Regions from separate parts of the Mus musculus genome. Here all the other regions are linked to region 1. A link is a loop called in an ENCODE intact Hi-C map of the cell type or tissue named here. Cell type or tissue: left cerebral cortex. All regions are shown on one strand.

Evidence for each region. A loop is a pair of places that touch in the nucleus more often than their neighbours do. Peaks named below come from ENCODE experiments on the same cell type or tissue, not always from the same donor. Only the 100,000 strongest peaks of a DNase experiment are listed, where the experiment ranks them.
Region 2: it touches region 1 in a loop (3-fold over the local background); 12 of 42 quality-filtered maps call a loop at or near these places.
Region 3: it touches region 1 in a loop (10-fold over the local background); 38 of 42 quality-filtered maps call a loop at or near these places.

The regions. Positions count from the first base shown.
Region 1 is chr12:31,963,615-31,971,614 of GRCm38, forward strand. Prkar2b (protein kinase, cAMP dependent regulatory, type II beta) reads right to left here. Exons shown (of 11, transcript NM_011158.4): 7 at 3,599-3,700; 8 at 1,501-1,575; 9 at 284-349. Among named protein-coding and RNA genes, the nearest start is that of Hbp1, 17 kb to the left of the region's middle. In left cerebral cortex, CTCF peaks have their summits at 1,050, 4,146 (motif pointing right) and 4,348; DNase peaks (open chromatin) are centred at 679, 911, 2,000, 2,442 and 2 more places.
Region 2 is chr12:32,055,419-32,063,418 of GRCm38, forward strand. It overlaps Prkar2b (protein kinase, cAMP dependent regulatory, type II beta), which reads right to left and starts at 5,859. Exons shown (of 11, transcript NM_011158.4): 1 at 5,364-5,859. The coding sequence starts at 5,664. It overlaps Gm51992 (a long non-coding RNA gene), which reads right to left. Exons shown (of 3, transcript XR_003950224.1): 2 at 7,495-7,620; 3 at 6,801-6,865. In left cerebral cortex, a CTCF peak has its summit at 2,997; DNase peaks (open chromatin) are centred at 2,250, 3,068, 3,963, 4,475 and 3 more places; H3K4me3 peaks cover 4,016 bases; H3K27ac peaks cover 2,208 bases.
Region 3 is chr12:32,140,212-32,148,211 of GRCm38, forward strand. Gm40374 (a long non-coding RNA gene) reads left to right here and starts at 3,156. Exons shown (of 3, transcript XR_872664.1): 1 at 3,156-3,233; 2 at 3,827-3,979. In left cerebral cortex, a CTCF peak has its summit at 4,530; DNase peaks (open chromatin) are centred at 4,510 and 6,851.

The DNA.
Region 1 (8,000 bases):
TCAATAAAATCTTGCTAGTGTATGCAATGGTGTCAGCGTTTGGATGCTGATTATGGGGTGGATCCCTGGATATGGCAGTCTCTACATGGTCCATCCTTTCATCTCAGCTTCAAACTTTGTCTCTGTAACTCCTTCCATGGGTGTTTTGTTCCCAATTCTAAGGAGGGGCATAGTGTCCCTAAGGAGCCAACAAGTCAGTTACATTGAAGTCTGAGATCGTTCTTTTTTAAAAAAAAAAATCCATATTTTCCTTGTGGATATGAGGAATTTGGGGGCTGTTTACCTTTCTTTTCATAGTAATTTTCACTTCTCCAGATTCTACAATGAAGAAAGAGTCTGCCAAATCTCCCTATTAAAACAAAAATGCAGGGTGAATGTTCAAGTTCCACAGCATCTCTGAAATCATGCCTTTGAAGCCAGCCTACAGGTTCCAGTCCGTAAAGTGAAGTCATAGACCAGACTACATCCTGAGGTTACGATAATTCTACAGTAACTTCTTAGGCATTCGAAATAATACATTCTCTACCAGAAAATATGGCAAGTAACCTCAAAATTTTGTGCTGAGCAGTTTACAAGAAAGGATAGCAGATGCTGTGTGTCCCAGGAGCCCCTCCCACCAGCAGGCTATGTCAGTCATTCTGTGTTCCCTGCTGTGTGTCCCAGCAGCCCCTCCCACCAGCAGGCTACGTCAGTCATTCCGCAATCCTAGGAAAGTAGCACTGTGTCCACCCAAGGCAACTAGCACTAGCACAGAGACTTGCCAGGAGCAAAAGCAACTGGGAGCTTTCGGAAGCAATAGATGAGCTTTTACGGCCTTCAGGCACCAAGCTGACATGTCAGTCTATGACAGTGTACTTCCGGCTCTGAAAAGACTGCTGGGAACGAAAGGCGCCTTCTCTACGTACACCCCCAGTATTCCTGGTTTTTGCATGAACTCTCGTTAGAAACCCACTCATTCATGCGCACCCTTCAACTGTCTATACAGCCTACTTTCTACGAGCTCTCTGGCTAGCAGGTACTGTAATACAACTGGCGCCCACTGGGAGTTCAGAAAAACATGAGGGTTAGAGGGGATTCTTATTAATGCATTCAGTGCTTGCACATGGTACAATGTGAACTCCTTCTGGTGAGTGTTATCTGGAAGCAGATCTCAAGAGCTAATCACGCAAAACTCATCTGCCTGTGGACCTGGGTTCTTGGTAATTTCATGGAATAGCCCCCACTTTTCCCTCTTACACAAGACATCTTACTCCCACTATACATGCGGATTTCATGTTACAAACTGCAAACTACTCAGCTAGGTAATGGTTTAATGCACAGTCATTAGAAATAAATTATATAAACAAAAACATCCAGATTACTTACCAGCTGCAAAAGCATTTTTGATAAGTTGTCTGGTGGAAGAAATATTCATTTAATCTAATACTGCGTACCAATTATGAAAACAAAGTTGAACCTTCTGGAATGTAAGCCTAAAGGAATGGCAGCTCAGTACCGTACCTGAGCAATGATCTGCTCTCCATCATTGTAAACTTTGGTGCCAATCACATCCACCACCTTCAGGCGTTCAGAAACCTACAAAGAAGAGCACCGTGTTAGAGACTGTGGTGTCTATTTCTGGTTATAGCTTAACTACATCTGGAATTAACTAAAACCCAAGAGGCTGGAAACACCTGGGAGGGATTATTTTCCCTTATGTCACTTGAAATGGGAAAACCCGTTTTTAATCCAGATTTTTAAGGTGGAAGGATGCATCTTTAATCCAGTTTTTGAGCTGGGAAGATCCACCTTTCACCCGGGCCACAGCTTCTGCTGCAGCCTAAATAAAGGGCGTGCAAGAAGGAAGCTCTTGCTCCCTCTGCCTGCTTGCCTTCACTCTCTCACACTAGCAAGTCCATTCCCAGCCTGGCATTAGAGCCTACTTCTTCAGGATTCTAGAGTATACTCAAGACCAGCTGAGATACCCATCCTAGTGGACTATTGGATTCTTGCACTTTCCATTAGGAGACAGGCTTTGTTGGACTTGTGGGAGCACAGCCTATAAGCCACTCTAATAAGTGGCAGGCATGCATGTATGTATGATATAAACTCTGTTCCTCTGGGGAAGCCTGATAATACACCGACCAATCACGTAGCCTTACCTGGTTTACATGTTTACAAGGGACGGCCTACATAGTTAAATAAACCCAACTGTTTTCCCTTGTGTAGTTGCTACATTAACTGCTAGAATCCTGAAGTAGACAAAATCGTATTTCTAGTTTCCTGTAAAATACCAGAAGACTCAGCCAACCCCCAGCCCAAATTTCCATATGGCAGCAGTAAAGCTATGGTGGAATGGCAGCTGTTCCCTTAGAGGGAGCACATGTTCTCCGATTTGCCAAAGTCCCTTCCTGGGTTGCTTTCTGTCACGTCACATGGCTCTATCTGACTGGATTACCTCCCTGATACATTCTATTTGAGGACAGGAGTTTCTAAAGAAGATCAGCTGTCTGCGCATTCCACAACATGGCCAAGTTTCTCCCAGGCATAAACCGGCGACTCACAGAGACACGACCACGCCAACATTTGCTATTTTACGACACCATGGGAACATGTACCTAGTTCTCTATAATCGCTTTCAAGAGAGTTCAAATATGAGGCTTTATCTATTATAAAATGTCTAGAAAAGCACTTTCACAATGAATTTTGGCAGAGCCGAATTTGTAAGGTAACGGTTCTTTCATGAACCTTCAAAGATAAGAAACAGGTGGTCTCACTGAGGAGGCATTTGAGCTAAGAAATGAAGGAGATTCATGGAGAAGCCATGGAGTTGTGGGGGAGGCTGTCCTAGGCAGACAGCACATGCATAGATCTGAAGGGAGGGCTGGCATGCGTATGCAACAGCAGGAAGCTAATGTCTATGGCAGGGTGGAAGTGCAGCAGTTAGCAAAGTTGTCTGAGAGGTACAGACAAGGGACCTCGGTGGCCTTCTTCAAAGTTATCCTGTCCTGGGAAGGTTGTTAGCAAGACTGCCCTGATCTGGAACTTAAAAGGATTCTTCTGTAGGTGGCTGATAAAAGTCATACAGGAGGCAATGAAGATACGGACAGAAGGTGGGGCTGGTGAAGTTAACAAAATGATTGGATGCTGAAGATATTCTGAAGACAGGGTAGAGATGATTTTCGACACATGAGTGCTAGTGGGGAGAAAACCGAGTGGATGCTGACCTGCTTACACTTGTTATCTGATAAACAGCTCCTGTAGACTTGCTATAAAGTCCAAAAAAGAGCCTTATTTCCAAAAAGCAGGATAAAATGTTGTTACATGTAGTAAAAGAAATAGCAGTAAAAATCTTATATCGCCATCTGTTCTTTTCATAGTAAAATATAATATACTTTAAAACTCTTGTTATCGTTATTACCACCTTCATTATCGTTATTTCTTAGGGTACTATAACACACACTCTGTGTGGAGATCAGGAGACATTTCCCACCTTCATATGGGGATTAAACTCAGGTTCCCAGCATGGCTAGCCTCACAAGACGGTCACAAGAACTTTTCAGGACACGAGTGCTTCCTAGCAAAGCAGCCAGCACAGCAGAGTGACAGCTCAGCTCACCTCTAGAGACTTGAGGAACGGCAGGGACTCGATAAAGCTCTCGTACATCTTCCTCTTTTTGGCATTGTTTTTTACAATTATTCTCCTGAAGGTCACCCTGTCCTAAAGAGAGCACAGCAAATACAAACGGAGTTACCGTTGGAACAAGGAATCCCTACAAGGCATACACAGTAACTAAAGACTTCAGAAGTAAAAGATTATAGCATAATTATAATCAACTAATAAAAAATTACATATTTTTATTTCTTTAGACACAAAATTTGCTATAAAACCATATAAAATTTTCTTTCTTTTTTCTTAGAAAAAGTAGCATTTAGACCAGTGATTCTCAACCTGTGGGCCACAACCCCTTTGGGGGTTTGAACAACCCTTTCACAGGGGATGCATATGAGATATTTACATTATGATTCATAACAGTAGCAAATTATAGTTATGAAGTACCAACAAAATCATGTTAGGATTAGGGATCACTACAACCTAAAGCATGATATTAAAGGGTGAAACCACTGATTCAGACAGAGTCCACAAGGAGGCACTGTCACCCTATAAAAAAAAAAAAATCCCAGTACCGTTGCCTCCCTGTAGATGGCAGGGTAACAAATTCAATTAAGTAGACAGGACAAGATCTGAATTTTTATATAAAAAACGAAATAGGACAGACTCAGTCTGGGAGTGTATTCTTTGTAGTATTATTTTCTTAAATATCTACTTCAGTAAGACATAAAGACACAGAAATAAAGGTACTGGCTCCCATGTTCTTGAAGTATACATGCATGGAAACGAAATCTACAAGAAACACTACTGTGAAAAGAATTAATCCAGAAAGAATTCATTCTTTATTAGGCTCTTTTTTATACCCATATAATATCATAATTTTCCTTTTGAAAATGTGAAAGTACAAGCAAACAGTATTCTTGGCTGAGGTCTTTTCCCAGAATTTACCACGTTTACAGTCTAATTGTTTCATATTTTTATGATCTCAGAAAATGCAGAACTTAATTTAGGAATGACAAAAATGTTTACACAAAGCATCTCATAAAGCTATGTTCCAGAAATTCTCATAAGATGTTTTCATTCTTATGTAAATATCCCATAATCACATAGTTTGGCATACACCAGTGAATAATGATACCATTTTAGTAAAATTAAAACTGGATATTACTTAATCAATACTTTGTTATGCCAATATACGACAGATATAACTCTAGCCATGGTGAACTGAATGTGTCCATCCTCAAGTCCGTGTGTTGCAATCCTAACCCTCAGCATGGTCCTTGGAGTAGGCCTTAATAGGTGATTAGGCCACGAGTGTGGAGTTGTCATAGAATTAGATAATTCTCATAAAAGACCCTTGAGAACTGCCTTGCCCCTCCCACTAATGAGGACATCTAAGAGCTGGCCCTCTTCCAGGCACCAAAGTTCTTGTGCCTGAATCTTAAGAGTTCTCAACCCCCAGATCAGTGAGATGTCGATGCCTGCGCCATCTTTGGTGGCTTGTGCTAACAGCCAGGCAGAATGAGACACTAGGAAGTTAAACATCTTGTTTCCAGAGTTGGTTTAGATGCCAGCTGTGCTTTGGCGCCAGCTGTCAAGCCTAATGGCCTGCCTTCAGTCAGCAGGGCACAAGTGACCTCTACATCTGGGTCCCCCAGTACACAAAATAAAAAGTAAATATAATAAAGCATATTTCTAAATTTTATGAGTTAATTCACAAAAATACTGAGTTCTTTTGAAGCCTGTCTCAGAACTTGCTGAGATAATTTTTAAAACTAAAGACGTTGGTTAATCAAAATCGCTACATGTCTGATGAAATAATTTATATCTATAAAAGTGTCCCATGTGATTGTCATATACAGTCAGATTTGGGAAGCAGGTACATTTTAAAGACAGACCTTTGTTGTTGTTAAAACAGAGAAGGCCTGAAATAGTTTAGCCATTTAGAAATAAATCATGAATTGTGTATCTCAGGAAGAATTGTCTATTAACTGCCTGCCATTTCACAAACCACTGTGACTGAACAAATCCAGGAAGCCCAATTTCAAAAGCTTTATTCCCAGTCACCTCCACAATGGCCTTTCTGAGTCACTGGTGTGGCCACGACTTCAGCTAATCTCTCAGGGCTAAGAGCTGCAGGGTGCTATTTCCAGAGTGAGGCTCTAAGATGAAGATTCCTCTCTGCCAACTGCTTCTCTTTACACCAGCACTTACAACCACTGGGCAGGCTGCAGGCTGTGGGATTCTAACATTTCCACTCTGCCTCAACTTCCCCTAGAAGTGACTGGGTATACAAATTATTCTTAAAAAGCAAGTTTCAAATATGATGAAAGTATGCTCATTATAATTTTCAAGATATTGCACTTATGCATGCCTCAAAAACTATCACTGTTTATAAATGTCAATAACATGGATAAAGCACCAAAAGAAATCTCTGAAATTTTTCTTAGAAGTTTAAGAACTGTGCACACAAAAACTCCGAGCCCTTGTACCTTGGTTACCATTAGCATCAGGGCTGAAACCATCCAGGCTTGGGGGGCAATCTGAAAATATGTGATCTTGAACTAAGGATGTGTGAAGACACCTAATTATTCTTTGACACCCTGACTGGCAACTCCAGTGGGACTTTTAGGGTACCCCTTCTGTATCAAGCAAGTCATGATGGAAACAAGATTGGCCCCACACCCCTCCCACCCCACACTCTGAGTCCTTCCTGCACAGAGATGTCTGCTCCGATGCGGCTCCTCTGTCAGTTTTAAGGCATCCTTAACATACTCGGGGGTGTGGTTCTTTCTACGTGAAAGAATCTCCATTTTTTTCAATCCCATAACTTATAAAAATGACTCATTTAATAGGCATACAATGACTACTTGGCTCCAATAAAAAAGAAGCTTGAAGTATCTTGTTTTTTTCTTTCGAGGGAGATGTTTTATGAGTCAAAGGCTGAGATGAATGGTACACTCTGTAACTCAGCAACCCTCTGGAACCGGACAGTTACAACCTCTTCTACAAAGAGCTGAGGGGGAAACCTAACACCTGCGTTTCATGAACACGGGATGTACTGTTTGGTGTCCCAAACAATCGTCCGGGTGGCCTGAGGTGACGTGTGACGCCAGGCAGTGTGGACACCTCCTGGGAGCTGACTCCAAACAAGTCCAGGCTCACCTGAGATCCCACATGTGCAATCTGCAGGGTTTAGGTAAGTGGGTTCCCAGGGGGGTCTGCAAGCTTACCAAACAAAGACTGAGAACCCCACCTTAAAGCCAGAGTGAGCTGTTAGCCCTTCAGCTCTGCGTTCTGCTACCTGGTGAAAGAACCCACACAGCTCCTCTAGCGCCTCAGCCAAAAATGTCTGTGAACCAACACTTAACAGAATTTCTACCATTCAGACTTTATTTAAAGATACAGCCTGAGAATCTCCTGTCTGAAATACCTGAGACCACCCCCCACCTACCCACCGCCCACTCTCCCCCCTCCTCCCCACTCCCAACTGCCCAGATCCTGAGAAATCCTAACGAAGAAGCTTGGGAGCATGTTTCAGGTCTAAACATGAACTTCATAGTTCATATATATCTCATATACATGGTCTAAAGGTAAAGTATAAGAAGTGTAATACGCCTTGCATTTTGACTGACCTGTAATAGTAGGGGAGGTATAGAATTTTATAGTTGTGGAATCATGTTGGTGCTCAAAAAAGTTCTGGATTGGGGGCATTTCAAGCTTTGAGTTTCTGGATTAGGAATGCTCAGTCCATCCTAGCATCCATGTCCCACCCAAAGACAATGGTCAGATTTGTGTAGAATCCCGGCAAGACTTTTTTTCCAGTATCGGAAATGAAAAGAACAGGTATTTTACTCTACAATGCCAATCATTGAATACCACTACCAAGAGAACTGGTTTGTTTGTTGTTGTTGTTTGCTTGCTTGCTTCCTTCGCTCTTTTCCCATGCTTTTTCAAAGTGCAGCACACATCAGAATCACATGGAAGGCTCCTGCCAGTATAGGCTTGCTGTGCCCCGTTTCCAGAGTTCTTGGTGCAGGAGCTCTTGGGATGCCTGGGATGTTTCTAAGAAGTTCCCAGTTGTGACTTTCAGTTGGTCACTCTGAAAATCACTGGTTTACAGACTACACTACTTACTTCAGAGATCTAGTTGAGAAAAAGGCTGTGGATGTGTGTGTGTGTGTGTCTATGTGTGTGTGGTACAGTATTCATACTTGTTAGTTGAGGGTATGTGCGTATGTGTGATCGGATGCTTGTGCACGATGCACATGTGCATATAGAGGCCAGAGACTGATGTGAGATGTCTTTCCTGGGTTGCTCTCCATCTCGGAAACAAGGTCTCTCACTGAACCTCAAGCTCACTGATTGGCCAGACCGGCTAGCCCATGAGCTTTGGGGATCTGTGTGT
Region 2 (8,000 bases), 92 kb after region 1:
TTGAAATTTTCAAAATACACTAGGAGGCTCTTTTAGGAGGCTGGAGAGATGGCTCGGCGCTTAAGTATACTTGCTGCTTTTCCAGAGGGCCTGGGTTCAGTTCCTAGCACTTACATGGTGGCTAGGAACAATCTGTAACTCCAGTATGGAATCCTATGCCTTCTGACCTTGATGGCACCAAACACTCATATGGTGCACATATATGTTGATGTAGGCAAAACATTCACATACTGAAAATTAAAATTAATCTGATATATTTTAAAAGGCTGTTATAATTTTTCTCTGTTGTACAAAAGAACTGGAAAGCCAAAAATAAATGTCTTTTGTCATGTGTTGTTGGTAACACATCAGGAAACAAAAGCCAATGACTGGATGCTTCATGTCCAATCTTCTGATGGCCACATGGCACCAGAGGTTCTTAGTGAGGTAGTAAAGCAGGCCTGACATGCATGCCTGTAATCCCAGCACTTGGGAGGCAGAGACAGGCTGAGCTCAGGCCAGCCTGATTGACACAGGAGTTCCAGGCCAGCCAGGGTCAGCCCACACAGGGATTCCCTAGAGCAACTGTGAACTCCACAGGTAAAAGGAGCCAGCTGAGAAGGTTCTTGCATGCTCTGGTGAAGCCAGCAGACTACCCTTTCCTGCTTGCACCATCTGGCTTGTAGGAAATCAGAGGAACCATTTCGGACAGGCTTCCACTGTTAAGGTGCTACCGTGGGAGCTTCTTAGTCCTCACATGTATCAGAAGTAAAGAACGCTTGCTCAAAACTGCATGCCTCCTTTCTTCTCATGATAGCCTTACTCTCTGAATCCATGCCATGAGCACGAGGTCTAGTGTTCCAATTTCACATGTCCTTAAAGACATAAAAAGCCCTCCCCGCCCCCCATTGCTAAACCAGCTGGTATTGAGAAAGGGGTGATGTTGTCTTTGGTTGTATACCACCCGGGGACCTGATCAAGCTCCAATGCATAGTTCTAACCAAGGCCCCCACAGATGGCCCTGCTTAAGTGAAATGGGTTATAAAACAAAACCACAAGTGACAAATGTGGGAAAGAGACTGATGGGGGTGATGGGGGTGAGAGAGAGATGGTCGGAGTAATTAGAATGCATTATGCATACCTATGAAATTAATTTTAAAAGATCTAATTGTATCTTGTGTGTTCTTCGTACCCCCTTAAGCTGTAAAAATCAAAGTGAGATAAGGTTTTCCAACAAAGACTTCACATGTTTAAGAGAATGAAGTCACAGTTGCCACCTGGGAAGCAAGTGCATACATAGTATTGTCTGTCTGTCTGTTTGTCTTTCTCTCTCTCTCGCGCGCGCGCGCACACATACACACACACACACACACACACACGGGGAGGAGCATGCAAGTATGCATACATCTTTGACATTCTTGCTTCTTGCTGTGTAAGGCTCTACTGGCTTGTGTATCTATTTTTAATTTTAGTTCTTTTCCCCCTGCAACAGAGAAGACTAGTTCTATATATTGCTTAAGTTTCATCCCACACTGTCTGCTCCACAAGTGACCCTTTGTAATTTGTTCTTTACCACTTGTCAATCCAGCAGGGTAACCTGAACTATTTTTACTTTGTTTTTAATCACTTGAGAAATTCTGAACAACACTAGATCCAACAATGATGATTATCTAATTACCACTCATTTTACCCCAAGTTAACATTGATTCAACGATTTGGCCTACTATAAACCCATCAGTTAAGGGATACTACTACCCTTGCAGAGAAGGGATATGCCTCGACAGGATGGGGCAGGCTAAAGAAATGCCAAACTGTCTCCATTCTAGCTTCTGGGAGTTTCCCTAGAGAGAGTCACCAAAACTACCAGCATTCTACCACCTAAGGTTACCTGAAAGCCAGGATCGGGTCACACACACACACACACACACACACACACACACCATGAACATGGAAGATTAAACAGGAACTCTAACAACAAATGAAAGGATCATGCGAAAGGCAAGCAGGAAGTAAAAGGCCACCCTTACCTATCTGGCATCATCTCTGGCCACACCACTGCAACAATGGATCAGACGACCGCTTTTCCAATAACTACAGGTATCTGGCTTTCTAATTAAACTACCACATTATAGGAGGCCAAGGTCACAGGCTTGGTCTTTATAGGAATCTAACAAGTACCAGTTTCATGGTCAAAAACTTGCCTTTAACCTCAAGCTATTATAATACAATCACTTACACAAAAGTGACTCATAAGACAAGAGCCAGCCATGCAAAGCCATACCAACACTGGAAAAAACCTGGGACACCCAACCAGTGAGTCAACCCACAGAATAAATCTCATTTAAGAACTTCCTGATGATATGCGCCTCAAGGTCACCCAGACAGATGTAAAAAACCCGGTTTTGCTACTTTGGGTTCTGCATGTAACCTCGAACGAGTTAATTGTTCAAAGCCTTAAAGAAAATACATTAAGAATCAAGGAGAGTTTGACATGAGGGGGCTAGCACAGGTTAGGTTGTGCCTCAGCCCCTTCTGGAGATAGACCTGAATCACAGGAGTACAGGGATGAAGTCAGGCCCGCCGGTGCCAGCTCTGGACCTGCAGCACACTGGCTGTGAAACACGAAGTAAATGACAGTCTCATTAGAGCCCCCATGCAGCTGAGATGATGAACGGAGGCTTTCACGGAGGACCTAGCACACCACAGATGTCAACAAATAGCAGCCCTTTCTCTAACCACTAATAAGACGAGACACATTATGGTCATCATGATCCATTGACTAATGGCTTTCAAAGTATGATCAGGGAACTGTGGGTACCAGAGAAACCAGAGATGTTTGTTGACCGGAAAAAAATAAATAAATAAGGAAGAAAAGAAAATAAGCAAGCCTGTGTCTTACCTATTCATAAAAGCTCCTTAAGAAGGGTACTAGATCATGATATTTCTGAATCAAGCTTCAAGCTTCATGTGAAATGTAAAGTCATTGATCCTGCAATGCTGTGCTGTACCACAGGGACTGTTGTCATCCAACACTTACTCTTTCTCTACTGTGCCAAGAGAACTGCCCAGTGCCTGCTGGGTTTTCTTCAGCATTCTCCTGCATACAGACAGAACCTTAATAGGTTTGTGGGTTTTCAGTCAATTCCACAAACTTTCCATAAATGATGACTCTATCTTGATGTGTCTGTGTGTGCATATACACACACACACACATGCACACCCCCCCACACACATATATATTTATTCCCTATGATCAGGTTTGGATACATCATGGCCTTGTACAAATTCAAGCTCCATAGAGTGTACTTGTTTAAAGGGCTGTTTAAAAAGAAGAAGACCCAGATGATAGGATGCCCACAAAGTCTGAAAGGCCATCCACAAAAACAGTTTGACAAGCGTTTTGTAGCTCACAGTTCTTTTTTAAACCGATTCTCAACACACTTTACATCTAACATAATTAAAGTGTTGGGTTAGAAAAATATAAAAGAGAATTGCCCCAATTGAGGTTATACCAATGCCAAAGTTTCGGCTATGCACATGCCCGTACACATCTGCTGGATAAAGATCAAATTGTGTTATAGTCAAGAAGTTTTAAAACCCCTGGAGGTAGAGATGTTAAAAGGCAACTGGTTAAGCATTTATTACAACTGACCTTGAGTGATTTTTATAGAAAAGATGACTTGGGGAATAGAAAGCTTCATAAAAATTACAAAAGCACTTCTTTCTTCCAATGTGCAAGATACACATTCTTGCAAGGAGAAATTAAACCAAAGCAAAGTGCTTCAAGAGAATTAGATATAATTAGGTTTGACTGTATTAATACTGTATTCCAAAGAGCACAGAGGCTCTCCCAAGCCTCCCTTCTCCTTGGTGCCTCCCATTCAGGACACTAGTCCCCTTTTCCATTGTGCATTGCTTGCCTGCGCTTGCATCCCCATGCCACAGACACATAGCATGTGCACAAATGTGTGTGCATACAAGTATTAGACGTCACTGTCCTTTCTATACCATCTGTGTAAGATGCTGTCTAGTTCCCCTTCCTAGTGAGACAAGCATCTGATTTGGTGTGGGAACAATTAAAACTATGATTACCCTATTCTCAAAGCACCCAAATGTCCCAAATTAAAAATCTAAATAGCAATCTTTCACATTCACAGAGCACTAACATCCAGGGTTTGTGTGTTTTAAACAAGCTAAGAATGCATTAATTTTATAACCCATTCAACATATAATTAATTCTACAAAGGAATGAAAATCTTCCTGGGAGGAGGGCGTAAGGGAAATGAAGTGAATGGCCCTTTAGTGTTTTCACTGTGTGAAAGGCATTGTGGACACACAAATCCCACACCAGCAGCATCAACAAATAAAAGCTGCATGCATGCTCGCCTCACACCACCAAGGAAAATACTTGTCCATTTGCACACCACGGCATTTCAGCCCGGGCTCCTGCAAAACCTGGGGTTTGGTCATATTGTGTAAACACGCATGTGTGTCTGGTGTGTCAGGGAGAGGTGGGAAGCATAAGGGGTGGGACTCGCCAAAAGCAGCTATTTAAAACAATCCCTTTCTCTCCCATTCATTCTCTCTAGCTTCAGTGTCTGGCGTGGTCCTTAGATGCTGGCTGGCTTTTCATTAAGACAACTGACAAAGCTCTTAGAACTTCCCATGGTGTTATTTTTTTTTCCACACACTTTAAAAAGAACATCAAAATCATTCAATATATGTTTTGTATCTTTTTTTTTAAAGAAAGAAAATCATTGGCCTATTTCCTCATGCCAAAGACCCCCTAGGTATCAGGCTAAATATGCTCCTTTGTTATATGTCCAAAAATATCGCCACCACATGGTATTGGAAAAACTGGAAAATAAATTATTCGTATTCCAAGAATGTCACAGCTATTATCGTTAATTTGTTTTACCTCAGCGAGTCCGATTTCACACTCTTCTCACTGAGTCCTACATGCTTCGCCCTTTCTCCCAGAACACTCCATTAATAAATCTAAAGGGCTGAAAAGAGGCCGCCAAGCGCCCTTCATGCACAATGGTACTCCCGGAGCCTGAGACATCTCCAACCACGGGAAAGTTAACGATCCAGCAAGATGCCCACCCTAAATCGCCCCGGAAAGAGAGGTGACAGAGGGGCAGCGGGAGCGCAACCTCTCCTTTCCCCACCTCCAGAGAAAGGGAGGGCATGACAAGAGAGCTGAGTAGGAAGGTGGGCGAGTGGGAGCGACCGAAATGGGTGCTGAGGGGGTGGGCGTAATGGGAAGGTGGAGAGCACGGGGAAGGTGGGGAGCTCAGCCCGGGGTTCAAGAGCGAGGCGGGGTTCGAGAGTGAGGCGGACGCGGCGGCCGGGGCTCAGGGCGCGAGGGGGCCGGTCCTCACCGTTGAACGCCCCTGCTTCCGCGGCCTCCTCCTCCTCGCCGTTCTCGGAGTCGGAGCGCATGGGCTCCTCGGCGAAGTTGACACCCTTACTGGGGATGCCGCCCCCGGCGGCTGCGCCCGCGTCCCCCCAGGTCCTGCCCTCATGGCCGAAGCGCGCGGCGCCCTTGCGCTCGTTCTCCTGCTGCAGCCGCGTGAAGTGCTGCAGCGCGAACTCCAGCAGGTCGGCGGGCTGGTGCCTCAGCACCTCCACCGTGAAGCCCTGCAGCAGCTCCGTGAGCCCCGCGGGGATCTCGATGCTCATCCTGCCCGTGCACGCCGAGGCGCCTGGACGCCGCCCTCGCCCCCTATCCGCGGTCCGGTCTCGGGCTGCGCGGCTCCCGAGCGAGCGCCCCGGGCGCTACCGGCTGCGAGCGCGGCGCACTGGGCCCCCGGCGAGGCTGCTCCGTGCGGCGGCAGCAGCAGAGCGAGCACAGCCCGGGGAGGGTTGGCAGCATCTCCAGCTCCTCCCGCTCCTGCTCCCGCCGCCGCTGCGCCGCCCCCCGCCCGGCGCCCCGCCTCCGCCCGCGCGCCCACGTGATCCCCGGAAACCATGGCAACCCGGCGGGCGGGAGCACTGCCGCCTCTCAAGTGGCCCCAGGGTGGAGGCAGCCTGAGCCTGGGGCGTGGGGCTGAGGCCGCGCGCTCCACCTGAGCTCCCTGAGCGAATCCCACGCACCTTTCTCCCTGTCCCACGCAGAGTTGGTGCGGCGCAATTCCTGCTGAAACTTCAGCCTCCACCTTGGTGGCTTTTCCTTTTCCTAGAATCCAACCCCAAGAGAAACGTGCGTGGTGTCTTTTGTTAGTCGCACAGCCCTACTGGTTCTCTTCTGGATAAAAGAGATGCTGCCACTTGTCTGTCACAAAATTTTCTTTAATTCCGCCTTTTAGCCTCGTGGCTGTGATGGTTTGCCTTACAGATGCTCTGCCACACTCTGCTTAGTACATTTCCTACTGGTTACTGAGACAAAGGCCGCATTTATTGTGTAGCACTTAACAAAGTTAGTTGATCCTTCAAGACAGGATACAGGGTAGTCAGGGCAGCTGGACAGACAACTAAGGGTGTGTTACCTGATTAGCCTCTTGTTGCTTATTTTTAAAACCTTTCCTGACACTTTGCGTCACTTCAATTAAATCTCCAAAATTTGAATATAGCAATAAAAAGGAAAAGAGAACTACACATTTGTGCTTTTTAAAGAAAACCCTTGTCTTTAAAACGAGCCTATTCTGAGAATTTTGAAACAGAAAAATTTATCTTTTGCCAAATTAAACGCTGTATAAATATGCATACTTTATTTTCTACGATGCCCATTTCATTGTAAAGCAGTCCAAGTGCAAACTCACTTGAGTTTTATTTTATTCTTAAGTTTTATTTATTTATTGAGTTTTATTTTATTTCCTTAGTTGTTCTCACTTACCTTTCTGCCCACACATAAGGAAAATATGTGACTCACGAAACCCAAAACCTAGAAATCAAAAATATCATTTCGTTTTATTTTTTAAAAATTGCTTCTTACCCATTTGTTTACAATGTTTATTTATCTTTTTTTTTCATAAGGGAATTCATTTCTCAAGTTCAGTTTCTTAACCTCATAATAATAATACTGGTGTGTGTTTTTTTTAAAATAACATACTTCTAAATTGTAATTGTGTGGTGTATAAGAAATAAACTCAGAAAAATGTGGTCTTCACATGAGGCCATATGGAACACAGTATTAGTCAAGTTCTCTACCGAAATGTTTTGCAGATCCAATAATCTAAGATGTATTTCTATCATGTTTCTCCCTACTGCTCAGCAGAAAATGCAAAGAATACTAGTTAAGATGGGATTTTATCGTTGCGGTCCTCAATGTCGATCAAGAATCCTCGCTCATTCAAGCTCATTGCTGTGTAATTCTGGCTTTGTGGCTCCTCCACCTCCAGTCATTTCCTCTAAGTCAGCTAACAGGAAAGTGGGGAAGAGAAAGGAGCCTCCTTCCGGCAGCAAACACTCATCTTTTCTTTTGGCTACAACTTCTGACCACATACATTTTATTTTCTGAAAGTGAGTAATGGTACCTCCCAGCCCATGTGCTCTTCCACAGAACAACTTTACCATTCCTAAGCCCGGAGTGCAACGCAAGGGGGATTGTGACTGCTTTGGCCAGTGGTGCATTTAGAAGTCACTCTAGCCCTCTGGTAGGTGCCTGACCAAAGTTCTGATCCATGGAGTTGGTGAACCCTTAAAAACAGGAGGAGGTATGTGTTAGCCTTGAAATTTTGGTAGTTTGTTGCACAGCAATAGCAATTAAATGCTACAATGGAGAAATTTGGGGAAAATATTCTTTATTTTGAGCAGTTATGTACAAGCAAATGCTTAGAGGTGGAGGAAAACCAAGTATAGGGACAATTATTAGTCTGTGGATGTTCAACACCTTTCTCAAAAACAGAGGAAGCAAGGAACCACATTTTTAAGTATCGTTCTCCAACATGGTTTTTTTTTTTTTGTTTTTTTTTTTTGTTTTTTTTTTTTTTTTTTAACATCATAGATTTCTTATACAGGGTGTGCTAGATGGCTCGCTTTCATTAGCCACAATGCCAGGAGCTCCCCTTGTTTTAGAG
Region 3 (8,000 bases), 180 kb after region 1:
ACCACTTAGCCATCTCCCTAGGCCCCCAAGACGTGTAGTTTAAGACATTAGATTGCAGTCATATTGTATAGGTCTCAGAGCTGGCAGCTTTCCTTGTCTTATGTCTTGGCTTAACTTTACTCTTAGAGGGCAAACCTACTTTTTTTCTTATGGGACATGTCACCACCATTTCCATACGCCAGCTGTGGGGCCAAGGGACACCTGGTCATTCTCAGTGAAGCTTTGTTTCCCCATCTTCTTCCCTCCAGCCAGCTTCCTGTTTTGGGACTCTCATCTGTCTAGTGAGAAGGCAGATGCTACCCCTCACCTTCTGGCTTATGTAATAGAGTTCTCCCTGGTTTCTGTGAAAAGTCAGGGAAACTGCTGTCTACGTTGTAACTGGATATAGCTGGTTTTCTTGGGGGAGAGATTTCTAGTCAGACAGAACCTAACACAGTGGTAGCTTTCTTCTCTCAATAAATAGCTCTGAGGCTGAAGAAATGGCTCAGTGGTTAAGAGCACAGGCTGTTCTTGCTGAGGAGCCTGTGTTAGGTTCCCAGTAGCCATGTGGTCCCTCATAACCACTGGTAACCCTACTTCTATGGTGTCTAATGTGCCCTTTTTTGGCCTCCATGGGCTCCTGCATGTGGTGCACACACATTCACACACATACATAGAAAAATAAACTAACATTAAAAATTATATTTAAAATTACCTCCACAAGCGCTACCTGAAACACCCCACTTTTCTTACATTGACTCTGAGTGTATTGACTTCAGAGTCTACACAGCAAAATGTAAAAGTAATTTTAAATGATCTTAAAAATCAGTTAGGCAGCCATCTGTGCCAGATACTGTGTGTGTGCATCGGGATGGTAACATAGGGAAAGACTTTGATTATGTAGAAGTCACACACATGACTCCACTACTAAACAGACTGAGAGATCCTGTGAAGGAACACTGGACAAGATGGAGAGGATACAGGGTGGGGGTGGGCAGCCTGGTCCTGGAGTAGTTGCATCCCAACAGTAAGTGCTAATGATGGGCCTTCCTGTCTAGGAGACCAGATCTTCTGTTGTCAGGACTTTCTCCTTTTGCCCCTTCAGCCTTCGACAGTAGTCACTTACCATCATTTCTGGCCTGTGAGAACTGTGTGTACCTTCTCTTCTCTTCTCTTCTCTTCTCTTCTCTTCTCTTCTCTTCTCTTCTCTTCTCTTCTCTTCTCTTCTCTTCTCTTCCTCCCTCCCTCCCTCCCTCCCTCCCTCCCTCCCCCCCCTCTCTCTCTCTCTCTCTCTCTTTCTTTCTTTCTTTCTTTCTTTCTTTCTTTCTTTCTTTCTTTCTTTTCTTATCCCACTCTGCACTTCCCATGCCTTTGAATGTACTTCTTCACTTAAACCATCTTGGTTGTGTTTTACTGCTGTTATTGGTAGAAACACCAAAGTATGGAGATAGGGAATTTACACATTTGGAGAACTGAACTCAGTTCAATGGGCCCTAGCTAGTATAAGGTATAAGGTAGGAGGAGAGGCGATGAATGGGCAAAGGTTGGGTCAACAGGTGCTAGTTCATGAATGTTGAAGATTTAGGGGTTTTATTCTGAAAACTCTGATTATCCAGTGAAGAGTTTTAAGGACAGAGATAAAACTGGATTTCTATTTTATAAAAAGAGGTTACTGGCTACTGTATTTAGAGTGTCTTGCCAAGGTGACTGTGGCAGATTGCTTATGAGGTACAAGTTTCAGAAGCTGACTTAGTTAGTGGTGCTCCTTTGGTTTCTTATATCTGTAAGCCACTGGTTCCTGTTTTTCCAAAGGAACTGCCTGTGTGCCTTTGAACACACACACACACACACACATTCCAAAATATTGAGATCTAGTTTCTGTTTACAACCAACAACTGTAATCATGTAAGATTTGAATCAGGCTCATAGATTGTGTTCCTTAGATACTTGGGAATAAGTACAACTGGCCAAACTGAGAAGAACACATGGGGCTAGAGGAAAGAAAAGCATGAAGGACCACCCGTTTTCCTTAGAGACATTATGGAGATGATGTGCCATTCACTCCCTCGAAGGACACTAGAGGAAGATCACATTTCCCACTCCCACTGCAGAGGACTGATGAGTAAGTCAGTTTTGACAAGTTGAGTTTGAAACACTTTTTGGAATGCCCAGTAGACAGTTATGTGGCTCTGGGATTTACAGGACCACTCTGGCTGGAGATGGACATTTAGAAAGCATCCGTTTATTAGTGGCAGTCAGAACTGTGAGAGTAGATGAGGTCACTCAGGAAGAAAATGTGATGTAAAGACAGAAGGAGGAAGAGTTGAGAGAAGGAAGGGGAGGAGCAGGAATGGGTGAGGAATTGGATACAAGGAAACAGGTCAGAGGCAAAGAATTGAGTTGACTGAGCAGAGTCTAGGATGAAAAATGACAGCAGAGGCACACAGACTAATTTTGATGGGTTAGGGAGCAGGTGGGATCCAGCTGGCGGCTGCTGTCTGATTGGATGACACCTGTATTGACATCTGGAGGAACAAGATGTGGGGATGAGGGAGTTTTGGAGTATATACAGTTTCAGAAGTACAGCAATTCAGGGAAGTGATGAATTCAACTCAGCTTGTGGTCAGAAGAGGTCAAGGCATGGTGACAAAAGTGGGTAATGTAGAGATGAAAGTCCTAGGGGCTGGGACATAGTGACCCAAGTGGCTGACTTTACAGTGGATGTGTAGTGAGGTCAGAGGTGAGAATGACAGTGAGGGACTAAGGGGAGGATTAGTTAATGACTTGGAAAGAGGGACGGAAGAATTCTGCCCTCCTATAATACCAGCCCTCCAAAATACAGAACAGCTTGCCCTAGAGGACGTCCGAGAAGCTGTGTGCTTAGAAGAGTGAAGTCTCCCACTGTGCAGAAGGAAAAGAGTGTAGGCGTGGAGTGGAGGGGGTGGAGGGAATGGAGGGGATTCGGGATGGTTTGTGTCTACAAGACATCCACGGAAGGCAGGAAGGCAGTTTGGTTCCATTTAACAGTATTCAGTAGCCGCTGTTGGTTGGGAGTCTGTGTGATCTGGCCACACAGATAGCACCAACATCTCCAGCCTATTCACCACCTCTGCTCCCAGCCTTCTGGATGATATCAGGTTATGCATCCTTCCTTTGAAGGAACAACCCTGTGTGCTTATCACTCCAGGGTCCCCTCCAGGGTCCCCTAGTGCTTATCTGTAAGCACAAGGACTCCACGTCTCTAACAAGGGAAGGTAGGCACTTCCTTTGAGTTGGCTGAGAATAATGTCAAGCATTGTTTGTTATCTTGAAGAATGCAATGGCAGTAAGATTTCAGAAGGAGAGTTTTAGGAAGTTATGTCTTCAGAATAGACTGCGGAGGGCTTAGATGAATGATCTGCATGGTGGAAGCTGTGCTAGGCTGACAGAGGGATTGCTGGGAGTTGGAATTCCTCTAGTCTTCATGATTGTCCATTACCATAGTGGTGGCTTTTGCTTTTGTATATGTCCTTCCGCCGGGTAAAACTGAAGCCAATTGGATTATAGAAAACTCTGAGACATTTGTTTGTTCCTTAAGGAGGTAATATTCACTCCAATCTGAAGAAATAACTTTCTAATAGGAAAGTTCTTCTGAGGATGTGGGAGATGATATTAATTTGGACATTTAATACTGTAAGCATTTGTGTGTTTGGACACACACATGCACATACACACACATATGCACACACACACAGACAAATGTGAGTGCGCGCCTGTGTGAATACAGGGAAGGGCGTGAGATATCTTATGTGACACATGTGGAAGAAATTAACATCTAAAAGTCTGCACCTTTTTTTTTTTGAGACAGGCTCTCACGAAGTTAACTGTTTCAGTTAGACTGATTGGCCACCAGACCCATAGGAAACACCTGCCTCTGCCTCCCACCATGCCGAAATTGCAAGTATGTGCTACCCCACCTTGCACTTATTCTGGGCCTGAACTCAGTCTTTATGTTTTCACGGTAAGCACTTTACCCACTGAGCCATTCCCCAGCAATAATTAGATCTTATTATGTATTATTTTGGCCTTTACTATAATTCTGAGCTGAAATCAGATACAAATGTACTTCTGTAAAAATTGATTTTCTGAAGAGAGTTTGATCAGTTTTTTTAAAAAAAAAAAAGAATGATTTAGTTCTATAGCAATGCACATTAGGATTGTGAACATAGGACCTGCTTGGTCTAAGCTAGAACATCAGCAAAGAACTTTCTTGCTATAGGATTAGGAAGGTCTTTAAACAGATAATGTCAAAACTGTCAAGCCAGGAGCAGTCTCCTGTACAAAAGGCTCTACAACTGGCTCACCAGAAGCTCAGCATTACCTTCTAATTTGGCCATCCAGAGCCATTTTTACATCACTAGGTAAAGAGGAAAAGCCACATTCTCTCCTGGATGGGAAGAGACTGCTTGCTCCTCCAAGAAAGAGAGCTGAGGGCTGGGGAGTGGGTGCCAACTCGTCCAAGCCACTTCTAGTTTGTTAACTCTGACCCCTGGGGGTTGGACTCTGCAAGTGCAACTGCTGACGCCCACAAAGGCACTCCACAGACCATGACAGAGACGCTGGCATACCTGCAAGGAGAACTCTCAGGGAACCGACAAAACAGAGAGGAAAAGTCATTTAAAAGGCACCTAGAAAAAGAGAACCCATTAAAATAATAAACTCAAACGAAGAGCTTTGTAACTTACTGGTAATTTTCATCACTCAGATAAGAATGCATTAGTGACAAAAATCATACATGTTTGTCAATATTACTCATAAAACAAACATTTACCAGTGCATCACAGAACTAGTATACCAAGGACTTCCAGGTGGGTTGGTGGCACATGCCTTTAATCCCAGAACTTGGGGGACAAAGGCAGGCAAGTCTTTGAGTTCCAGGCCAGCCTGGTCAACAGAGAGAGTTCCAGAATAGTCAGGGACACCTAGACAAACCTTCTCTTAAAAAGGGAAGAAAGAAGGAAAGAAAAAGAAGGAAGGAAGGAAGGAAGGAAGGAAGGAAAGAAAGAAAGAAAGAAAGAAAGAAAGAGAGAGAGAGAGAAAGAGAGAAAGAAGGGGAGGAGGGAGGGAGGAAAGGGAGAAAGGAAGGAAGAAAAAGAAAGAAAGAAAGAAAGAAAGAAAGAAAGAAAGAGAGAGAGAGAGAAAGAAAGAAAGGAAAAGAAAAGGGAACATTAAGCACCTACTGTATGCCAGATAGAGATAACTGTACTGCCACAGGTCCATGTAAAATGGGCTAAAGGCTCTGGAGACACTTGCATTGACAATACAAAGAACTACTAGAAGTAAAAAATATTAACTTTAATAAAGGCAAAATAAGTGTAAGAATGTAAAGGTTCAAATATGAGAGCATACCAGGAGGACTACAGGAGAGTCTGTCCTGGAGAGCATAAGTATTCCTCTGTCTTCTGAAGGCTGAAGGTGAATTGCTCAGACGGCAGGTCTTCATAAGAGAATGAATGGCTGTCAGTTGAAATGACCAAAGCCCTTCCCATCAGATCCAAGCACAGATCACGGGAAGAGGGTCCTTACTTGAAAGCATCTTCTAAAACCCCTCAAAGAAAATTTCCCCTGCTAGTTCAAATGTTCAGCCATGGTTCACAGGACAAACCTGGCTACCCATAGAACGACCCCTGAGCTGGGGTATTTGGAGAACGGGTCTCATTGTGGGGAAAGGAGAGCAGGAAGAATTCTGATATGGATATAGACATGACAGGCAGAACTGTGTGGTTGCTGCTAGGGTATCTTTCATTTAGTTTGACCCCAGGCATTGAATAATGGACAATCAAATGGAAATTAATAAAAAAAATGCAAAGCCTTCCAGAACATTCTTTCAACCTTTAAAAGAATGTGTATTCATTGTATTAGGTATGGGTGTTACAATACATGACCAACTCTGATGAAACCAATACTGTGTTGAGGGAATGAAACAAATGACAGTGAACACCGACGAACAATACGACAGAAACAAGGAGAGAGAAGACTGGACAGGACGAACAGACTAGAATGATAAAATGGAGCGTGCATTGGGAAAGATCTTAGTGGATTCAAGATTTAGACATAAGGATCCTCAAAGTTAGAGGGAAGAAAATAAGATTTGGTTAGTGGGAAGCAAGACTGTACCTACCTGCTGTGACCAAAGTGGGACAGGCCATTCACCTAAGAGTTTCTACAGGCTGGCTCTAGACTAGACTCCGAATAGAAACAGATCAGACAGAACTTTTGCTCACAGGGCTCACACATTCTAAGGCATTGATTGATTATTTCAGTTTACAGTGCCTCATGTCGAAGATGCCGTGGGGGGTGGGGTGAGAAGCACAGGAGGGATGGAGTTGGGGAAAGGAGAGAAACTATTGGTTCAGGGTGGCAGGGGAAGCCTCCAGAGAGGGAGGGGGAGAGGGAGGAAGAGACAGACCCTAAGGAAAGAGTTTTGATCACCAGTCTCTGGCTTCCTTTTTATAGTTTCCTCTTTATTGTAGCTTTGCACTGTTCTTGCTCTCAGAGGACACTCCACCCATGGAAAGCAGATTTGAATACTGGAACATTAGAGGGTTCTTCACTGAGACCGGAAACTGGAGGAACCCATACCGACAATGTGTGGAGGCGTTGATATTTGCATTTTATTAAAATTCGCAGTCATTACAGTGACTACTAGACAGAGAAGGCAAGCTTTGGGAGATAAGTCACCATCTAACTGTGGATGCTGATGGACGATACTCTCGATGTCTTGTCTCCAAGTCATTTGTGTCCTTTGTCTCAGTAGTGTCTCAGATCCTCGGGTGCTGTTTCTGAGTCATCACCCTAACCCCCACGGCACTTCAGATGCTGTTCAGTAATCACTGTGCCAGAATGGAATTTCCTTTAAAGAAAAAAAAATGTCTCTATGTTAGGGAAAGTAGGATCCCATCAGCTCGGAGATCTGAAAGAGGCACAAAGTAGAACTATTCTAAAGAAAGCCTCTCAACATGATGAGCTCTTACTGAACTAAAATAACACGCAATAGCTCCATTATCTATTATTGAGTCTTAGGAAATGGAGAGCCAGCCAGGCCCGAACTTTCTAGAAGAGCTTTCTGAGGCCATTTAATATTAAATTCCAACCCATGGACAGACCACTATCTAAATATTCTGGGTGGAAGACAGGAAAAAGGATAGAATTCTTTTATGGTTTAAATCTTAAAATATCTCCCACAGGCTTATGTTTTGAATGCTTAGCCCTCAGCTTCTGGCTTATTTTGAAACCTGTGGAGCTTTTAGAAGGCAGGATCTGGCCAGTGGAAGCAGGTCTTTGGTTCTGGCCTTTCCATTGCTTCCTGGTATAGCCATCATATGAGGGACCTGGCTATACGCTCCTGTTGCCTTGGGTTGAGCTGTCCTGTTGCCATGACTTCACCTCTGGGATGGGTGGAAATCCAAAAAAACCGTTAGTCTAAAACAATCCCATTTTCACTTAAACTACTTCTGTTAGGCACTTGGTCACAGTGACACAAATGTTATCAACACAACCCCAACTAAAGAGAGACATACAACTGTCCTTAGCTGTTGTTGGCAGGGCAGGCCACCAATTCACTTTCTCGATAAAGATGATCCTGAAATTCTGATCCTCCCGATTTTACCTCCCAAGTACTGGAATTATAGGCATGCACCACCACACCCAGCTTGTGTTTGGCTTTTTGGAACAGGGTCTTACTATGTAGTCCAAGCTAGTCTCAAACCTCATAATCCTCCTGCCTTCACCTCCTAAGCATTGGGATTACAGACAGGCATGCCTTCTATTCTTTTCTACTATAGACCCTTCCACCCCAGATCTGCCCTCTCAGTCAGTCCCTTCCCGCCATACTGCAGTCATTTGCTTCAGATCTTCAGAAAGCTCTGATTATTTTAAAAATCTGCTAATAATAAAGTACAAGAAGTCAGACAAAGAGAAGGTAGGAAATTGCATGTAAGGACCTTAAAAATAAGCATGAGAAAGAGAGAAGGAGCTTTAGT